Linked DNA regions of Homo sapiens: region 2 is linked to region 1. The links are chromatin loops, found by intact Hi-C in ENCODE. Cell type or tissue: K562. All regions are shown on one strand. Links, peaks and the distances in the headings refer to the core of each region. The heading gives the core; the rest is flanking DNA.

The links. A loop is a pair of places that touch in the nucleus more often than their neighbours do. Peaks named below come from ENCODE experiments on the same cell type or tissue, not always from the same donor. Only the 100,000 strongest peaks of a DNase experiment are listed, where the experiment ranks them.
Region 2: a loop joins it to region 1, with 13 times the contacts of the local background. A loop is called at or near these places in 74 of 110 quality-filtered maps.

What each region holds. Positions count from the first base shown.
Region 1 is chr5:31,577,541-31,587,246 of GRCh38, forward strand. No RefSeq gene overlaps it. Among named protein-coding and RNA genes, the nearest start is that of C5orf22, 50 kb to the left of the region's middle. In K562, for the core only: a CTCF peak has its summit at 4,149 (motif pointing right); no DNase peak of the experiment used is centred there; H3K27me3 peaks cover 534 bases.
Region 2 is chr5:32,088,966-32,098,671 of GRCh38, forward strand. PDZD2 (PDZ domain containing 2) reads left to right here. Exons shown (of 25, transcript NM_178140.4): 20 at 1-2,210; 21 at 3,942-4,059; 22 at 8,314-8,415; 23 at 9,399-9,669. It overlaps LOC105374711 (a long non-coding RNA gene), which reads right to left. Exons shown (of 4, transcript XR_007058716.1): 3 at 9,346-9,706; 4 at 4,646-8,880. Among named protein-coding and RNA genes, the nearest start is that of GOLPH3, 80 kb to the right of the region's middle. RefSeq lists enhancers at 3,664-4,165, 3,692-3,861, 4,166-4,665, 4,314-4,373, 8,739-9,706. In K562, for the core only: a CTCF peak has its summit at 4,436 (motif pointing left); DNase peaks (open chromatin) are centred at 2,022 and 4,426; H3K27me3 peaks cover 1,506 bases.

The DNA of each region.
Region 1 (9,706 bases), core at 685-8,684:
CTATACATTCTCGTGTCCAAAAAACATTTTAGGGAACCTATTATGGGGAAAATGAGGGATCTCCCAGATAGTGTCTGTCTTATCTATGAGCGTGCAGGGGTTTGTGGATGATGACAAATAGAAGAAAGGGGAAGAGGGTGCTGGCCTCTCCATAACTGAAAGAAGATCATCCTTTTTGCCCTGCCTAGGAAAAAGGACACTGCCATGGGAGACTTTGAGAATGCTCCAGAAAAGAGGGAAAGCATACATTCCCAAGCTCAAACAGAAGGAGGGGAGATCACCACAAAGCCTGCGGCAGTAACTTTATGCTGATAAACGTGACAAATCAGACGAAAGGAGTTTCTTGAAAAACACAATTTACCAAACTGATGCAAAAAAAAAAATTGAAAATCTGAATATATTAATTTTAAAAGTTGAATTGAGAATTGAAAGCCATCCCTCAAAGAAAACTGAAGACCCAGATGGTTTCCCTTGGGAATTCTCCCAAACATTTAAGGAAGAAATAATACTAATCTTACACAAACTCCTTTTTTTTTTTTTTTTTTTTTTTTTTGAGACAGAGTCTCCTTCTGTCACCCAGGCTGGAATGCAGTGGCGCAATCTTGGCTCACTGCAACCTCCGCTTCCCAGGTTCAAGCAATTCTCCTGCCTCAGTCTCCTTACAGGCGTAAGCCACGCTCCCGGCCACAGACTCCTTTAGAAAATAGTTTCTGGGCCAGGCCCAGTGGCTCACACCTGTAATCCCAGCAGTTTGGGAAGCTGAAGTGGGAGGATTGCTTGAGCCCAGGAGGTCAAGGCTGCAGTGAGCCATGATCACGCTACTGCACTCCAGCCTGGGCAACAGAGTGAGACCCTGTCTGAAAACAGAGAGAGAGAGAGGAAGAAGAAGAAGAAGAAGGAGAAGGAGAAGGAGAAGGAGAAGGAGAAGGAGAAGGAGGAGAAGGAGAAGGAGGAGGAGAAAGAGAAGAAGGAGAGAGAAAGAAAGGAAGAAAGGAAGGAAGGAGAAAGGAAGAGAGAGAGAGAAAGAGAGAAAGAAGGAAAGAAAGAAAAGAAAGAAAGAAAAGGAAGGGAGGAAGGAAGGAAGAAAGAAAGAAAGAAAGAAAGAAAGAAAGAAAGAAAGAAAGAAAGAAAGAAAGAAAGAAAGGTGGGAGGGAGGCAGGGAGGGAGGGAGGGAGGGAGGGGAAGGGAAGGGAAAATAGAGTGTTGAAAGGAGCAATACATGAAAAGGAAGGATAATACATTGTGACTAAGTGGGGTTTACTTTAGGGATGCAAAGTTGCTTTAACACTTGAAAATCAATTGTTGCTATTTGTCACACTAACAGAATAAAGGAGAAAAATCATATGATCATCTCAATAAATGCAACAAAATGCCTGTGACAAAATTCAATAATAGCCATCATGATTTAAAAATGAAAATCTCTTAGTAAACTAAGACCAGAAGGGAACTTCTTGATAAAAGTCATCTAGGAAAAAACCTAAAGATAATAGCATACTTAATGGTGAAATATTGACTACCTTTCCCTTATGGCTGTGAACAAAGCAAGAATGTTCACTTTCCCCACCGTTATTCAATATTATACTGGAGGTCTTACCAGTGTAAAAAGGTAAGAAAAATAAAGTCATACATATTGGAAAGGAATAAATAAAACCATTACCATTTTTTTCTTTTCTTTTTTTAATTTTCCAAAGGGCCAGGTAGGCATTACCTTTTTTTTTTTTTTTTTTTTTTTTTTTTTTTGAGACGGAGTTTCGTTATGTCGCCCAGGCTGGAGTGCAATGGCTCGATCTCGGCTCACTGCAAGCTCCGCCTCCCGGGTTCACGCCATTCTCCTGCCTCAACCTCCGGAGTAGCTGGGACTACAGGCGCCCACCACCACGCCTGGCTAATTTTTTTGTATTTTTTAGTAGAGATGGGGTTTCACCGTGTTAGCCAGGATGGTCTCGATCTCCTGAGCTTGTGATCCACCCGCTTCAGCCTCCCAAAAGTGCTGGGATTACAGGTGTAAGCCACCACGCCCAGCCGGCATTACCATTTTTAAAAGCATTAAAATTTACGAAATACTTAGGAAAAACTTTAACAAAAGACATGTAAAACCTCTACAATGAAAACTATATAACACATACTGCCAAGACTTAAGCTAGCAATTTAATGACTGCTATTTATTAAAATACTTTAATAATTTTAATTATTAAATATTTAATTAAATTATTTTAAATAATTATTGTTATACTTATTGTTAATTACTAAATTTATTAATTAAAATTATTAAATTTTAATTAATACATAACTTTAAGGAGGTTCTTGGAGGTAATGTTTTCATGAAGGCTTCCTCAAACTGGAGAAAAGCCTTACATAGGTCCTGGAAAGACTCTCTTTACTACTATCAGCACTATTAACAGTTGCTAAAGCATTTTTATAACAGAAATAATTGAATACTCAATTATTATTAATAGTTGAATATTCTAAAATGATTCAATTACTTTGAATAATTCAATTCTCTTTTTTCTCATTCTACCTAGATAATACTGATGTCCCCTTACCATAGCCCCTTATATATGACATTCCAGAAAAGGCAGGGCAGCACTATTGAAAATCCAAGCGCTTTTTCTGGCTGATTTTCCATTGAAGTTAGATGGGCATACACTGCCTACATTCACAGAAAAGAGAAGGACAGTGTTTATCATCCTCACTCTGAAGGCCACTTCAGGAGCAACCCATTCAAATCTCCTGGGTATGGAGGGTCACTCTTGCTCTTGCTGGCCAATGACCAATATATGCAGGGTGTTCACCTGCTACTGTGATGAAGAGGTACAGGTAAAAAACAGACCCCCGTTATCTTCCTCTTTTCTCCTTCTTTATCCCCTTCAGAGGTCCCTATTTTTCCATTTTTGTGAGCTTCATTCTAACTAGTTTGCAGATAAAACCATTTTGCCCAGTAAACAAACAAACAAACAAACAAAACCTTCTACTTGTATGTTTCGTGTACTATCAAGCAGTATTTGGGCTTACACCTGTCTTTGTCAACTTGAATTAATTTAAGATCAACATTTTTTAATATTTAGTTTGGGTTTTTCTAGCTAAGATTAGTAAAGAAAGCATAAATAAAAATTCACTGTGGGGATTTTTAAACCCTTGGTTAATTTTACAGGCATTGGCAGAAGCAATGTTTCTCTTCCTGTTCATCGATTCCAAGTTACAAATAGGGACAGAGAAACAGTTTAATGTCTTTCCCATTTAACTGAAACTTAAAAAGTAGCATATTTGCCTCCAGAAAAAACTAATGGACTCTATGATAGGCAAAAAATGTCTTTTCCCCAAAGAGGGCCTCATCCAAATCTCCAAAACCTGTGAATAGGTTATGTTATAGGGCAAGGGAGAATTAAGTTTGCAGATGCAACTAAGAAATCCACTGACGACCAGGTGCAGTGGCTTATGCCTATAATCCCAGCACTCTGGGAGGCCAAGGAGGGAGGATTGCTTGAGCTCAGGAGTTTGAGACCAACCTGGCAACACAGCAAGACCCCCATCTCTGTTAAAAGAAAAAAAATCCACTGACTTTGAGATGGGGAGAGTAGCCTGGATCATCCAGGTGGGCCCAGAGGTAGCGTCAGAGGGGGTGCATCATGGAAAAGACTCAGCAGTCATCACTGGCTCTGAAGACAGTAGGGGACTGCCCGCCAAAGAATTCAGGCAGCCTCTAGATGGTAGAAAGGGGAAAGACATGGATCCTCCTCTACGGCCTTTAGAAGGAACAGAGCCCTGCTGACACCTTGATTTTAGAGACCCATTATGAACATATGACCCTAGAATTGTAAAGTAATAAACTTGTATTGCATTAAACCACCAAGTTAGTGATAATTTTTTACAGCAGCAATAGGAAACTAATACAGAATCTTTGTTCCTTAACAGGTGCATGCCACCACACCTGGCTAATATATTTTAAGTTCTAATCTTTAATTGTGGGAATATCTTCTTTTAATTAGGGAATTTCAAGTTTAAAAGAGTAAAGCACTGTCCTGCTTTCTGTTTCTATGGATTTGCCTGTCTGGACATCCCATAAGTGGAATCATACCAGAAAAAAAAAAAGTATTCTTTTTTCTTTGCTAAATAACGTAATTAAATAGTTTGGACACCAGGTGGCCCTAGACTACCAGATTTATCAAAGGAGCGCTTTTCAGTTTTATGATCTTAACATATTACTATAAAGGCAATGATGCAATTTTCTTTTAATAAGAAGAATGTTAAAAAACATCCCATTACATATGCATCTAAGTTTTTTGACTATTGTTGGTCAGTCACTTAAATTAGTCTTGACAAATCTTTAAGTTGGTTTCTGACAATTGTTGTGTGTGTGTGTGTGTGTTTTTAATCTAGAAAGATGAACTAAAACTGAATAGGTGTCACTAGAATATGACACAAGGGTAAGAACTTTTTTGGTTCCCAGTGCCTTGAATGCTGACAGCATCCCATAGCCTGCACCCGATAAATAACAGTTGAATGAAAGAATAGCTCATGTCCAGTTTGCACATATAAATTTGTTTCTGAATAATCTGGAACTTGAAGAACATCCTTTTGTCCAAGAATTTTTAATTTAGCACTATTCATAGAGCACTCATTTCTTTAAATGTGCTTGCAATGCATTCTCTTTTATGCTAGAAATGAACAGCCATTCCTCATTACATGATTACGTGCAGTCCGCCCTGCCCCCGACCCAGGTGTTTCCAGTTCTAACCCAACACCCCTAGGCTTCCTACTCTCCTCCCAGTGTCTGTGAGTGATCTTGGGGGAGAGTGTGGTCAGGTCCACAGTGGACCAGAAGTCACCCACCTCCCTGGATGCAGGGGCTTGCACAGTACCTACCTGTGCCCTGGGGTACTTTGTGCCCCTCTGCATTAAGCCCTCTCCTGTTGCCTGTCACGCCCTCCAAGCCAAAGTGAAAAAGTGTCCGCTTCAGAGACTTCTTCCCAGTTGCAGGGATGGAAAAATAATTTTCTCTCTACCCTTAATAGGTCTTAATTGGGACTACCTCTAACAAAAGAGAGATTAACATGAGAAAAACAAACAGTTTATTACCGTATATGCCTCATGTATATTTGGGAGGAAACTCTGAGAAATGTGTCAATATTTAGAGTGGATCTCAAAAGAAGCATTTAAACTTCAAGCTTAAATATCATCATTCCGGGAAAAAAAGAAAGAAGGGTTTGGGGAAAGGTCTGGAAAACACCATAAAACGAAGGTAAGGTTTTTTGTGCAGATTTAAATGTAAGCCTTCTCCATTGGTTATGAGTCTCTACTGATTTACTCTTCCTTTTTCCCTGGTGCAGAGAGAGACACTGTTACAAATGGAGACTGCCTTTAAAGATGTAAATTTTTTTTTTAAAGGGTAACTTTTCAGAAATACTCCTGTGTCTGCACTTTCTCAAAATAACCAGCTCAAAATAAGCAACATGCCAAGGAGGCATATTTTGGGGTGGCATATTCTGGTCTCTTACAGTCATATTTGGTGTGGTACGTTCTGAGCCCCAACGCAATGTACTCTGTCTCCAGATATCTTGTAAATTCTGATTCCTTCATAGGAATCAGTTCTCGCTGTGTTCAAATTGTTTTATATTTAGTTGTGTACAGTGTGTACAGTGGCACCAGATTATAATTTCTGTAGATAAAGGGTAATACTTTATCCTTTTTTATATTCCCAGTACCAAGCCAATATTGGGAATAAATAGGAGGAAAAGAGAGGAGAGGAGAAAGGAAAAAGGAAAAAGGAAAGGAGGAAGGAAAGGAAAGGAAAGGAAAGGAAGGGAAAGGGAAAGGGGAGGGAGAGAAGGCTGTCGTATCATCAGACTCAGACTGCAGATGGGTAAAATAACTGCTGCTGATTTCTTAACATTTAAATATGGGTGTGTGGCCAGGTGTGATGGCTCACACCTGAAATCCCAGCACTTTGGGAGGCTGAGGCAGGCAGACCACCTGAAGTCAGGAGTTCAAGGCCAGCCTGGCCAATGTGGAGAAGCCCCGTCTCTACTAAAAATACAAAAATTAGCCAGGCACGGTGCCTGTAATCCCAGCTTCTCAGGAGGCTGAGGCACAAGAATTGCTTGAACCCAGGAGGTGGAGGTTGCAGTGAGCCAAGATCGCGCCACTGCACTCCAGCCTGGGCACCAGAGCGAGACTCCATCTCAAAGAAATAAAAAATATATATATGTGTATGTGCATATATGTTTAATCCAGGAAAAGCATAAACAGAATTACATTTATCATTTCGATATAATTTCCATTTGCAAACTCTTGGATGGTAAATATAATGAGACCTAAAATTAATGCTGCCTTTCCTCTTTAAAAAAGATAAGGAAGGAATTTGAATGCAAATTGTAATATTTTTCTTCAAAGGGGAATGATTTGCCACTCTTTAATTTGATAAAGTTCTTTATGCTTCAAATACATATCCAGGCTTTAAATATTAATAAACCTCAGAAAGCAGAAATAAAATCCTTAACCCTTCATGAATTAATTACCACAATTTAAAAACTCCAGTTTTACAAAGCATATCACAAAGTGCAAAATGGCTTTGCCAAATCATGTCTTCTTTGTGGTAATAACTCATATGATTAAATAAAATTTTACATGTGTTAAACTGAACATTAATGCTATAATTCAAAATTCTGATTTTGTGATATTGTATAATTTCAACTATAAAGTTTTGCATCATATAAAATAACTGTAATTATTATTTTTAATCAACTTTTATTTTTTATCAAAGTGCTATACTTGAATAGTATGAAAAATCAAAGATTGATCAATGCGGTGGCTCACGCCTGTAATCCCAGCACTTTGGGAGGCCAAGGTGGGCAGATCACCTGAAGTCAGGAGTTCGAGACCAGCCTGGCCAATATGGCGAAACCCCATCTCTACTAAAAATACAAAAATTAGCCGGGCGTGGTGGTGTGCACCTGTAATCCCAGCTACTCTGGAGGCTGAGGCAGAAGAATCACTTGAACCCAGGAGGTGGAGGTTGCAGTGAGCCGAGATCGTGCCACTGCACTCCAGCCTGGGTGATAGAGTGAGACTCTGTCTCAAAAAAAATCAAAGATTACGAAAACTGATTTTTACAAAATAGCCCCTTCTCTTCACTATCCTACTGCCACCATTCACCAGTAACTAATTTCAATTTTTGTAAGTTGTTTTCACTGATTTTACTTTTTTATTTCTAAGTAATGTGTACATACTGTTGTTGTCTCTTGGTTCATCTCAGTAGACATATCCATTGATTTCCAGTTAGGAGTAATGAGGATTTTAGCTTACTTATATCTTTTCTTTTCCTTTCACCACCTTCCCCAAAAAATAAAATCTCAAATATCTATTATTTATTTATTTGTATTTTATTTACTTATTTTTTGAGACAGAGTCTTGCTCTGTCACCCAGGCTGGAGTGCAGTGGCACAATCTCGGCTCACTGCAACCTCTGCCTCCCAGGTTCAAGTGATTCTTATGCTTCAGCCTCCTCAGTAGCTGGGATTACAGACATGTGCCACCATGCCCAGCTAATTTTTGTATTTTTAGTAAAGGCAGGGTTTTGCCATAATGGTCAGGTTGGTCTCGAACTCATGACCTCAAGTGATGCACCTGCCTCAGCCTCCCAAAGTGCTGGGATTACAAGCATAAGCCATTGCGCCTGGCCAAAATCTCAAATATCTGTAAAATTTATATTCAGTGTTTTTATAATTTTTTCTATGTATATGTAGTATGCAGTTTACTTCTGAGCCTAGTAGCATGATTATATATCCTTCCTTATGCAACTTGGTTTTTTCTGGGGTTAATGATTGCCTAATTTAAAGACAGTTTCTTAATTTTCTTTGGACAGCTGACTATTTCCACACCCTCAACAGCTCTGTAAAATGATTTTCAATTAAACTTTATACAAAACATGTCAGATAATTAAAGAATTACATCACTGTCTGCCCTGCTTCAGTTCCAGACTCTTCCTAGTGCCCCCATGTTCCTATTCCAATCTGGATGGTTCCACTGTGGGTTTGTTGCTTAATTGTTGTATTGGAACTTCCATTTCCCATCACCTGGGAAATTCTTTTTGCCTCTCTTGGATCCTCTGTTTCTTCAATCCCATGTATTCCAAAATCCCAGTATCTTCCTCTTAATTTAGTTTTTTTTATGTGTGACAGTGTGTGTGTGTGTGTGTGTGTGTGAGTGTATGTGCATATATGTGAATGCTTGGACACATCCTTAAACAGCTTTCTAAGAAAGGCGATTGGGAGTGTCAACCTTAAATAATGAGATTCAGAAAATATGATGAAGAGCAGAGTTTGTTTGAATGCAAGGCTTAAGGATGACCACCCGGGAACACTGACTCCAAACTAACAGGATCAGCATTCCGGAGTGGAGAAGTTAAGGTTTCACTAATACATGCAGAGACAGAGAAATTTTAGCAGATTACATTTTCCTTAAAAGACCAGTGCATGCATTACAGTGATTTGATTGGTTATGGATTGTTACATTCCAAGGCAGATTACTTTATACTCTGTGAGAAGGAGTAGTGAGAGGGTCTTTTCTCTGGTGATATTTAATCTTCCTAATTATTTACAGAAGAAAAAAGGCAGAAGTTGCAGCTGCATGCGGCATGACTCAGGCCACATAGCCACATTCCTCTCAAGGCTCAGAATAATTTAAAGTTCCAACAGCTTTAAGTTTGAATTGTTTAATTTCACATTTCCCTCTTTTCATCGATCTTTTGAAGAAACCATCATAGATGATGGTTTTGGTTCCTTTTAAGTTCAGGAGCTTAGTCCTGTGTTGCTGGGTGGGCTCATTCCTAGAGTGTCATATCCCATGGCAGGAGGAATTTGTCAGGCAATAAAACTGTTGGGGTGGCGGGGCAGTGGCTCATGCCTGTAATCCCAGCACTGTGGGAGGCTGAGGTGGGTAGATCACCTGAGGTCAGGAGTTCGAGACTGGCCTGGCCAACATGGCAAAACCTCGTCTCTACTAAAAATATAAAAATTAGCCAGGTGTGGTGGCGTGCGCCTGTAATCTCAGGTACTCAGGAGTCTGAAGCAGGAGAATCACTTGAACTGGGGAGGCAGAGATTGCAGTGAGTCGAGATTGCGCCACTGCAGTCCAGCCCAGGAGACAGAGTGAGACTCCATCTCAAAAACAACAACAACAACAAAACTGTTGGGGTGTAGGCTGAATTTAAAGCAACATGAAGGAAGTGATTTTGTGACCTGAGTCAGGCTACATAGTTGCATATTCAATTAATGCAATTCTTTGAGCAACCATTATTTTAGTTTTTTCAGTTGTATGTTGACTCCATTGCAAACAAATGCCACAGAAGTAATACAGACAAAAACAGAACAAAACACAACAAATGCTTATAATTCCAAGAACGCATAAGAGCTTCTGTGGCAAAGTTCCCCAAGATCTAAACCTGCTTCTTGGCCAATCATTTAGAGTGGGTGTAGGATCTTAAAGTTTAGTTATTTAGGTTTTCATGTCAGCCATTAATTTAATGATGTTATCTGATTCTTCCAGAACAGAAACACAACACTTCGTCTTTATGATAACATGGGTTCCCCGTGTATTATCACAGGGGATACAGTGAGTATCTTTAAAGCCATATGGTTCTGTAATGCAGCCTTTCTTTTTTTTTTTTGAAACAGTCTCATTCTCTTGCCCAGGCTGGAGTACAGTGGTG
Region 2 (9,706 bases), core at 554-8,553, 510 kb after region 1:
AGCCAAAAAAAGGGCGTTACTGTGCCTCATAGCCCTCCTCAGCCGAAAACAAACCTGGAAAATAAGGACCTGTCTAAGAAGAGTCCGGCAGAAATGCTTCTGACTAATGGTCAGAAGGCAAAGTGTGGTCCGAAGCTGAAGAGGCTCAGCCTCAAGGGCAAGGCCAAAGTCAACTCTGAGGCCCCTGCTGCGAATGCTGTGAAGGCTGGGGGGACGGACCACAGGAAACCCTTGATCTCACCCCAGACCTCCCACAAAACACTTTCTAAGGCAGTGTCACAGCGGCTCCATGTAGCCGACCACGAGGACCCTGACAGAAACACCACAGCTGCCCCCAGGTCCCCCCAGTGTGTGCTGGAAAGCAAGCCACCTCTTGCCACCTCTGGGCCACTGAAACCCTCAGTGTCTGACACGAGCATCAGGACATTTGTCTCGCCCCTGACCTCTCCCAAGCCTGTTCCTGAGCAAGGCATGTGGAGCAGGTTCCACATGGCTGTCCTCTCTGAACCCGACAGAGGTTGCCCAACCACCCCTAAATCTCCTAAGTGTAGAGCAGAGGGCAGGGCGCCCCGTGCTGACTCCGGGCCGGTGAGTCCGGCAGCGTCTAGGAACGGCATGTCCGTGGCAGGGAACAGACAGAGTGAGCCGCGCCTGGCCAGCCATGTGGCAGCAGACACAGCCCAACCCAGGCCGACTGGCGAAAAAGGAGGCAACATAATGGCCAGCGATCGCCTCGAAAGAACAAACCAGCTGAAAATCGTGGAGATTTCTGCTGAAGCAGTGTCAGAGACTGTATGTGGTAACAAGCCAGCTGAAAGCGACAGACGGGGAGGGTGCTTGGCCCAGGGCAACTGTCAGGAGAAGAGTGAAATCAGGCTCTATCGCCAGGTCGCAGAATCATCCACAAGTCATCCATCCTCACTCCCATCTCATGCCTCCCAGGCAGAGCAGGAAATGTCACGATCATTCAGCATGGCAAAACTGGCGTCCTCCTCCTCCTCCCTTCAAACAGCCATTAGAAAGGCAGAATACTCCCAGGGAAAATCAAGCCTGATGTCAGACTCCCGAGGGGTGCCCAGAAACAGCATTCCAGGGGGCCCCTCGGGGGAGGACCATCTCTACTTCACCCCAAGGCCAGCGACCAGGACCTACTCCATGCCAGCCCAGTTCTCAAGCCATTTTGGACGGGAGGGTCACCCCCCACACAGCCTGGGTCGCTCTCGGGACAGCCAGGTCCCTGTGACAAGCAGTGTTGTCCCCGAGGCAAAGGCATCCAGAGGTGGTCTTCCCAGCCTGGCTAATGGACAGGGCATATATAGTGTAAAGCCGCTGCTGGACACATCGAGGAATCTTCCAGCCACAGATGAAGGGGATATCATTTCAGTCCAGGAGACGAGCTGCCTAGTCACAGACAAAATCAAAGTCACCAGACGACACTACTGCTATGAGCAGAACTGGCCCCATGAATCTACCTCATTTTTCTCTGTGAAGCAGCGGATCAAGTCTTTTGAGAACCTGGCCAATGCTGACCGGCCTGTAGCCAAGTCCGGGGCTTCCCCATTTTTGTCGGTGAGCTCCAAGCCTCCCATTGGGAGGCGGTCTTCCGGCAGCATTGTTTCCGGGAGCCTGGGCCACCCAGGTGACGCAGCAGCAAGGTTGTTGAGACGCAGCTTGAGTTCCTGCAGCGAAAACCAAAGCGAAGCCGGCACCCTCCTGCCCCAGATGGCCAAGTCTCCCTCAATCATGACACTGACCATCTCTCGGCAGAACCCACCAGAGACCAGTAGCAAGGGCTCTGATTCGGAACTAAAGAAATCACTTGGTCCTTTGGGAATTCCCACCCCAACGATGACCCTGGCTTCTCCTGTTAAGAGGAACAAGTCCTCGGTACGCCACACGCAGCCCTCGCCCGTGTCCCGCTCCAAGCTCCAGGAGCTGAGAGCCTTGAGCATGCCTGACCTTGACAAGCTCTGCAGCGAGGATTACTCAGCAGGGCCGAGCGCCGTGCTCTTCAAAACTGAGCTGGAGATCACCCCCAGGAGGTCACCTGGCCCTCCTGCTGGAGGCGTTTCGTGTCCCGAGAAGGGCGGGAACAGGGCCTGTCCAGGAGGAAGTGGCCCTAAAACCAGTGCTGCTGAGACACCCAGTTCAGCCAGTGATACGGGTGAAGCTGCCCAGGATCTGCCTTTTAGAAGAAGCTGGTCAGTTAAGTAAGTATCTGCCCACTACTTTTATTTCAGATAAACTTGTTTCATTTTGGAATAGTTTTAGATTTATAGAAAAGTTGCAAAGATAATGCAGAGTTCCCACTTACTTTTTTTTTTTTTTTTTTTTTTTGAGATGGAGCATCGCTCTGTCGCCCAGGCTGGAGTGCAATGGCGCGATCTCGGCTCACTGCAACCTCTGCCTCCCGGGTTCAAGCGATTCTCCTGCCTCAGCCTCCTGAGTAGCTGGGATTACAGGCGTGCACCACCACACCTGGCTAATTTTTGTATTTTTAATAGAGACGGGGTTTCACCATGTTGGTCAGGCTGGTCTCAAACTCCTAACCTTGTGATCCGCCTGCCTCGGCCTCCCAAAGTGCCGGGATTACAGGTGTGAGCCACTGCACCCGGCCACTTCTTACCCACTCTTCCTAATGTTCACATCTCTCATAACCACGGTCCATTCGTCAAAAGTAAGAAATTAATGTTGGAGCAATACCATTAACTACAGACTTCATTCAGATTTTGCTGAATAAATTCTGCTAATATCGTTTTTCTGTCCCAGGATCCAGGATACTACATTCCATTTTAGTGCCCTTGGTTTTTAATATCACTGCTGGAAAAATAAAAGTGCCTGCAGGGAAACATGTTTACCAAAGTGTCGCTCTGAGGAGAGGCTTCTAGAGGACATGGCACTTAAGCAAAAGCAACATGAGAGGGGCATGCAGAGGAAGAGAGAGCACAGCACGGGGGAATTTGGACTTTGGAGGTGGCTGGAGTTAAACGGAGAATTTCTAACATATTTAAAAATATTTCACTTGAGGCCAGCCGTGGTGGCTCACACCTGTAATCCCAGCACTTTAGGAGGCTGAGCCGGGCAGATCACTTAAGGTGAGGAGTTCAAGACCAGCCTGGCCAACATGGTGAAACCCCATCTCTACTAAAAATACAAAAATTAGCTGGGGATGGTGGCAGGCGCCTGTAATCCCACCTACTTGGGAGGCTGAGGCAGGAGAATCGCTTGAACCCAGGAGGCTGATGTTGCAGTGAGCTGAGATCGCGTCACTGCACTCCAGCCTGGGCAACAGAGTAAGACTCAATCTCGAAAAAAAAAAAAAAAAAGCCAGGCCCAGTGGCTCAGGCCTATAGTCCCAGCACTTTGGGAGACCAAGGCAGGCGGATCACTTGAGGTCAGGAGTTCAAGACCAGCCTGGCCAATATGGTGAAACCCTATCTCTACTAAAAATAAAAAATTAGCCAGGCGTGGTGGCAGGTGCCTGTGATCCCAACTACTCGGGAGGCTGAGGCACGAGAATAGCTTGAACCCAGGAGGTAGAGGTTGCAGTGAGCTGAGATCGTGCCACTGCACTCCAGCCTGGGTGACAGAGCTAGACTCCATCTCAATAAAAATAAAAATATTTCACTTGAACATATGTATTGAATATTTTAAAACATGTCAGAAGTGTCCTGTTAAGCTCCAGCATTGGTCCCATAACTTCTTGAGGGGATCTCTGAATTCATAGCAGTTCCCCTTGCCATTGGCAGTGAATGACATTTCTGTTCAGCACTCAGGATTTATTCTTCCATTAGTTTGGAATGGAAGTTTTGACCAAAAGAGAGCAGAAAATACCTGTTCTCTTTTGTATAGTAGAAAGGAGATCATTTTAAATGCATTCTTATAAAATGAAGAAATTGCTTTTTTCTTTAATGTTCTTCAAATATATTTATATTATTTAGTTTGGATCAACTTCTAGTCTCAGCGGGGGACCAGCAAAGATTACAGTCTGTTTTATCGTCAGTGGGATCGAAATCTACCATCCTAACTCTCATTCAGGAAGCGAAAGCACAATCAGAGGTGAGTGAAACACAGAAAGCTCAGGAACATGAATTGCGGCCGCGTGAGTGCCCAGGTATGTGCTGCCTGCCCAGACAGCCGAGGAGAGCCCGCCCCGAGTCCTGGAGAGGGAGGACTGCCTTGGGTTGCGAGTTTCACAGCTCAGTCTGACTTTGGCCTCACGTGCTGCTAGCCAGCTTCAGAAGCTAGACCTTGTCTTGAATGTTCAGGTGCCAGATGGGTGTCACTGCTGTTTTCATCCCCCAAGTAGCAACTAGTTACCATTCTCCTAACTCCTATGTGTGGAGTTTGTTTGCAGAGAGTCCTCAAAGCAGAGCTAGTCATCTCGGAAATACCTCTCGCCACCTAACTGTGGACATAAACTAGTCAAGGGAGCCACCTGCTGGTGAGAGAAGAGTTACATTGGTGTAGTCCCGCCGTTGCCCTGAAATATGGTGGACCCCTGAACAACATGAGGGTTGGGGCACTGACCTTCGAGCAGTGGAAAATCCACATATAACTTTTAACTCTCCCAAAAACTTAACTACTAACAACCTACTGTTGACCGGAAACCTTACTGATAACATAAACAGTCAATTAACACAAGTTTTGTCAGTTATATGTATTATATACTGTCTTCTTACAACAACGTAAGTTAGAGATAATAGAACGTTATTAAGAAAATCCTAAGAGGCCAGGTGCAGTGGCTTACACCTGTAATCTCAGAACTTTGGGAGGCCAAGGCGGGCAGATCACTTGAGGTCAGGAGTTCAAGACCAGCCTGGCCAATATGGTGAAACCCTGTCTCTACTAAAAATACAAAAATTAGCTGGACATGGTGGTGGGTGCCTGTAGTCTCAGCGACTCAGGAGGCTAAGGCGAGAGGATTGCTTGAACTTAGGAGGCAGAGGTTGACATGAGCTAAGATTGCACCACTGCATTCCAGCCTGGGTGACAGAGCAAGACTTCATCTCAATTAAAAAAAAAAAGTCATAAGAGAAAGTGTATTTACTATTCATTAAGTGGAAGTGGTTCATCATAAAGGGCTTCATCCTTGTCATCTTCACACTGAGTAGCCTGAGAAGGAGGGAGGGGTTGGTCTTGCTGCCTCAAGGATAAAGAGGCTGAAGAAACCCTGAGTGTGAGTGGACCTGTACAGTTTGAGCCTGTGTTGTTCAAATGTCACCTGTAGAAGAGCATCTGAACCCTGGAGTACAAGGAATTACAAATAAAATCTTTCAGTAAATCAGTTGTGACAATAAACATTGACAGAAGAAACCACAGGTTCACATCTAGGATACTAATCTGAAGATCAATTTCTTGGGGCTATACGTAGAGATTTGAACCCTAATGAATGAATATTTTCTATTTAGAGAAATAAATATGAATGTTTCTTTAGTGGTAGTATACCTGGGTCACTGAAGTCATCTAAGAATGCTGTTCCAGAAATTCAAATATAGAGGGGCTGTGTGGTTTCTCAGCCAACAGCCAGCCTTGGCACCTAGTAAGGAGTTGGCCAGGAGGCGAGGAGAGAGGTTGGAATAAAGGAGACCAGTCCCTTCAGGTTCCACTCCCTTCTGATTCTCAGCCGCTGATTTGGGTCTGTGCAGTTAAGACATGCCTTGACAGGAGGATCATCTGAGGCCAGGAGTTCGAGACCAGCCTCATCAACATAGTGAGACCCCTCATCTCTCAAAAAAAAAAAAAAAAGATTAAATTTAAAAAATTAGCCAGGCGTGGTGGTATATGCCTGTAGTCCTACCTACATGGGAATCTGAAGCAGGAGAATCACTTGGGTCCAGTAGTTTGAGGCTCAGTGAGCTATGATCGTGCCAGCGCACTCCAGCCTGGGTGACAGAGCAAGACCCTGTCTCTGAAAGAAAAACAAAATGTCTTGAGATGCTAAGCACTTCCGCTTTCAGTAAAAGGGAATAGCCCCTCATCTCTCTTCCTCCTCCCACTTGTTATTACAATAAGGAAGGATTTCATGTGTGAAAGTCTCATTCTGAGACCACCAGTCAAGGGGGCACAGGTGGGGTCACACGTTGCCAGGCCCCCTTTACCCCAGACATTTTAGTGTTAGATGAAATGTCAGAGGAGAAGACCAGACTGTCCAGCCAACCACAAGCAAGATGTACATCTTCAGGAACCTCAAACAAAGTATGGCCAGCATGCCACAGTGCTGCCCGAGGGTGGCTTATTCTAGGGCCTTCCTCACCCCCTACTACTCACGCTCACCACGAGGCAGGGTTGTGGTTTGGTTTGAAGATCATTCCTACATATCAGAACACGGCGTTCTTTTCCCTTTATTTTCTCACTGTCTTCAGAGAGGAGCGTTGAGCAGGGCTATCCTTACTCTGCCATCCTCAGTCTAGAAGCTTCCTGCCTTGCTTTTTCCAATGAGTATGGTTTGCAGGTACTAAAAATAGAACTGCACAAAACTATTTTCTGTGTCCTTGGCAGTGCTGTGAGAGATTCGAGGCTTCGAGGCTGAAAACAAACCCTGGCCTCCTGACTTCAACACACCCAAACCTTGGAGAGCTCTTGATGGTTGATCTGGCCGCCCTGAGACTGTGCTGAGGCTCTCAGAGGCAAAATTTGGCGCAATAGTCAGCTTCTAGCATATCTGTGTCCTTAAACACCACTGGAAAAAAATGTGAATACATTGAAATTTTTGTGATTTAACTTGTCCTGGAATGCAGGAGGGCCTCATTTTCTTTTTTTTTTTCCTTCTCCTTTTTTTTTTTCTTTTCTTGAGATGGAGTCTCGCTCTGTTGCCCAGGCTGGAGTGCAGTGGCGTGATCTCGGCTCACTGCAAGCTCCACCTCCTGGGTTCACGCCATTCTCCTGCCTCAGCCTCCCGAGTAGCTGGGACTACTGGTGCCCGCCACCATGCCCGGCTTTTTTTTTTTTTTTTTTTTAGTAGAGACGGGGTTTCACCGTGTTAGCCAGGATGGGCTCCATCTCCTGACCATGTGAACCACCTGCCTCCGCCTCCCAAAGTGCTGGGATTACAGGCGTGAGCCACCGCACCCGGCGTAGGAGGCCTCATTTTCAAATATTGTCTCTTTGCTCCCATAAGACATTGAAATATCTGAGAAGTGTTCCTATTTTCAGCACCACATTACCTCCTAGAAGCTGGACAAAGACCATTTACTGGGTCCCGTATTCCCATTTTTGTTTGGAAAGCTTAGTCAACCTCTTTCTCCCCATCAATCCGTGTGTGAGCATACATATGGTTGAAGGTGCCCATGAAGTCAACCTCCCAACTCCCCCAAAAGTTCTGCGGGACAGTCTAGGTTTTGGTTTGAGTGAACTTTGGGGGTTTTTTGAGACAGAGCCTCACTCCATCACCCAGGCTGGAGTGCAACTGGCATGATCTCCACTCACTGCAACCTCTGCCCGCTGGGTTCAAGCGATTCTCCTGCCTCAGCCTCCCAAGTAGCTGGAATTACAGGTGTCCGCCACCACGCCCGGCTAATTTTTGTATTTTTCAGTAGAGACGGGGTTTCGCCATGTTGACTAGGCTGGTCTCGAACTCCTGACCTCAGGTGATCCGCCCGCCTTGGCCTCCCAAAGCACTGGGATTACAGGCGTGAGCCACTGCGCCTAGCCATGCTATTTTTTTGGCATCAGTTAATTAATTGTACCTGAAATCCAATGATGGGGAGGGAGATGTAGAAAACATGGCCTTGATATGCTCTTATCCTGCCTCTTGCCACTGACGCTTATCTTTCTGCTGTTGCTAGGACTGGCTTTGCTAAATTGTAGACTTAAAGAATTACAGAATAAAGGATTCCCATCATGATCAAATTATGTACTATGATTTTTTTTTTTTTTTTTTTTTTTTGAGACAAGGTCTCACTCTGTCAACCAGGCTGAAGTGCAGTGGCGTGATCATGGCTCACTGCAGCCGTGACCTTCCGGGCTTAGGTAATCCTCCCACCTCAGCCTCTTGAGTAGCTGGGACTACAAGTGTGCAACACCACACCTGGCTGATTTTTGTAGAGACAGGGTTTTGCCACATTGCCCAGGCTGGACTCGAACTCTTGGGCTCAAGAGATCCGCCCCCTTGGCTTCCCAGAGTGTTGGGATTACAGGCGTGAGCCACCATGCCTGGCTGAGAGCCAAAGAACCTTTAGGGCCTGTGGTGAAAAGCCCCTCCAAGAGGACTGACATCAGAGCTTCCTTACTCCTGGCCCAAGGGGATATGTTTTTCTTTCTTAATTTTTTGCAGCTGTAGCTCAAAGGATAATTTTTGTTTGTTTTCACTAGAATGAAGAAGATGTTTGCTTCATAGTCTTGAATAGAAAAGAAGGCTCAGGTCTGGGATTCAGTGTGGCAGGAGGGACAGATGTGGAGCCAAAATCAATCACGGTAAGTGACAGAGTCATTAGGCTCTCAGGAAAATCCCCCCTCAAGCAGCCTCAGAATGTGATCAGGGCACAAATTCCAATCAGCGGGTTCAGAGATTGCTGGATTTCATTCCCAGCTACCAACATAAAAAGGGAGAAGTGGGAGAAGTAGTACGTAAGGTTTTCGTTGACAAAAGACAAGCATTTTTAACACAGAGCTGACATGTATAGGCCATTTCCAATCCCTATAAACACAATTCGCTATAGCCTTATAATTTACCTCCATATTTTAAGCAGTAGAAAACATTAGAATCAACTGGCCAAACTTGTGTTTATACAATTACTCCCGTCTCAAAAAGTCACTCAAAATTTTACATCATTCAAAAGCCTTCAGGACCATCCAGAGGGTCACCTTCACTGCACGAGCCCAGGCCTCATTCATCTTCGTATTCCCATTGCCTCCTGGATGCCAGGCCCATGTCAGACACTAAAAAGGAGTTAAAAAAAAATGTGTGGAGACACTGGCATTGACATTTGTGTTCCATCCCCCGCACTGAATGTATGTTTTTTTTTATAAAGCAAGTGTCTACCTTAGAAAGTTCCTTTACTACAAGACCCGGCACGGTGGCTCACGCCTGTAATCCCAGCACTTTGGGAGGTCGAGGCGGGTGGATCACCTGAGGTCAGGAGTTTGAGACCAGCATGGCCAACATGGTGAAACCCTGTCCGTCTCTCCTAACAATACAAAAATTAACTTGGCATAGTGGTGTGTGCCTATAATCCCAGCTACTCAGGAGGCTGAGGCAGGAGAATCGCTTGAACCCGGGAGGCTGAGATTGCACCACTGTACTCCAGCCTGGGTGACACAGCGAGACTCCCTCTCAAAAAATAAAAATAAAAAAGGAAGGTTCCTTTACTACAGATACGCAGTTAGTTACTATCTCCCTTTTACCGGAAATCGTAAGTGGATCTGGTTTTTGTTCCCTTTTCCTTTCCTCATCCCAGGTCCACAGGGTGTTTTCTCAGGGGGCGGCTTCTCAGGAAGGGACTATGAACCGAGGGGATTTCCTTCTGTCAGTCAACGGCGCCTCACTGGCTGGCTTAGCCCACGGGAATGTCCTGAAGGTTCTGCACCAGGCACAGCTGCACAAAGATGCCCTCGTGGTCATCAAGAAAGGGATGGATCAGCCCAGGCCCTCTGCCCGGCAGGAGCCTCCCACAGCCAATGGGAAGGGTTTGCTGTCCAGAAAGACCATCCCCCTGGAGCCTGGCATTGGTAAGATGATCATTTCAACAACCAGCAGGCTGTGAGC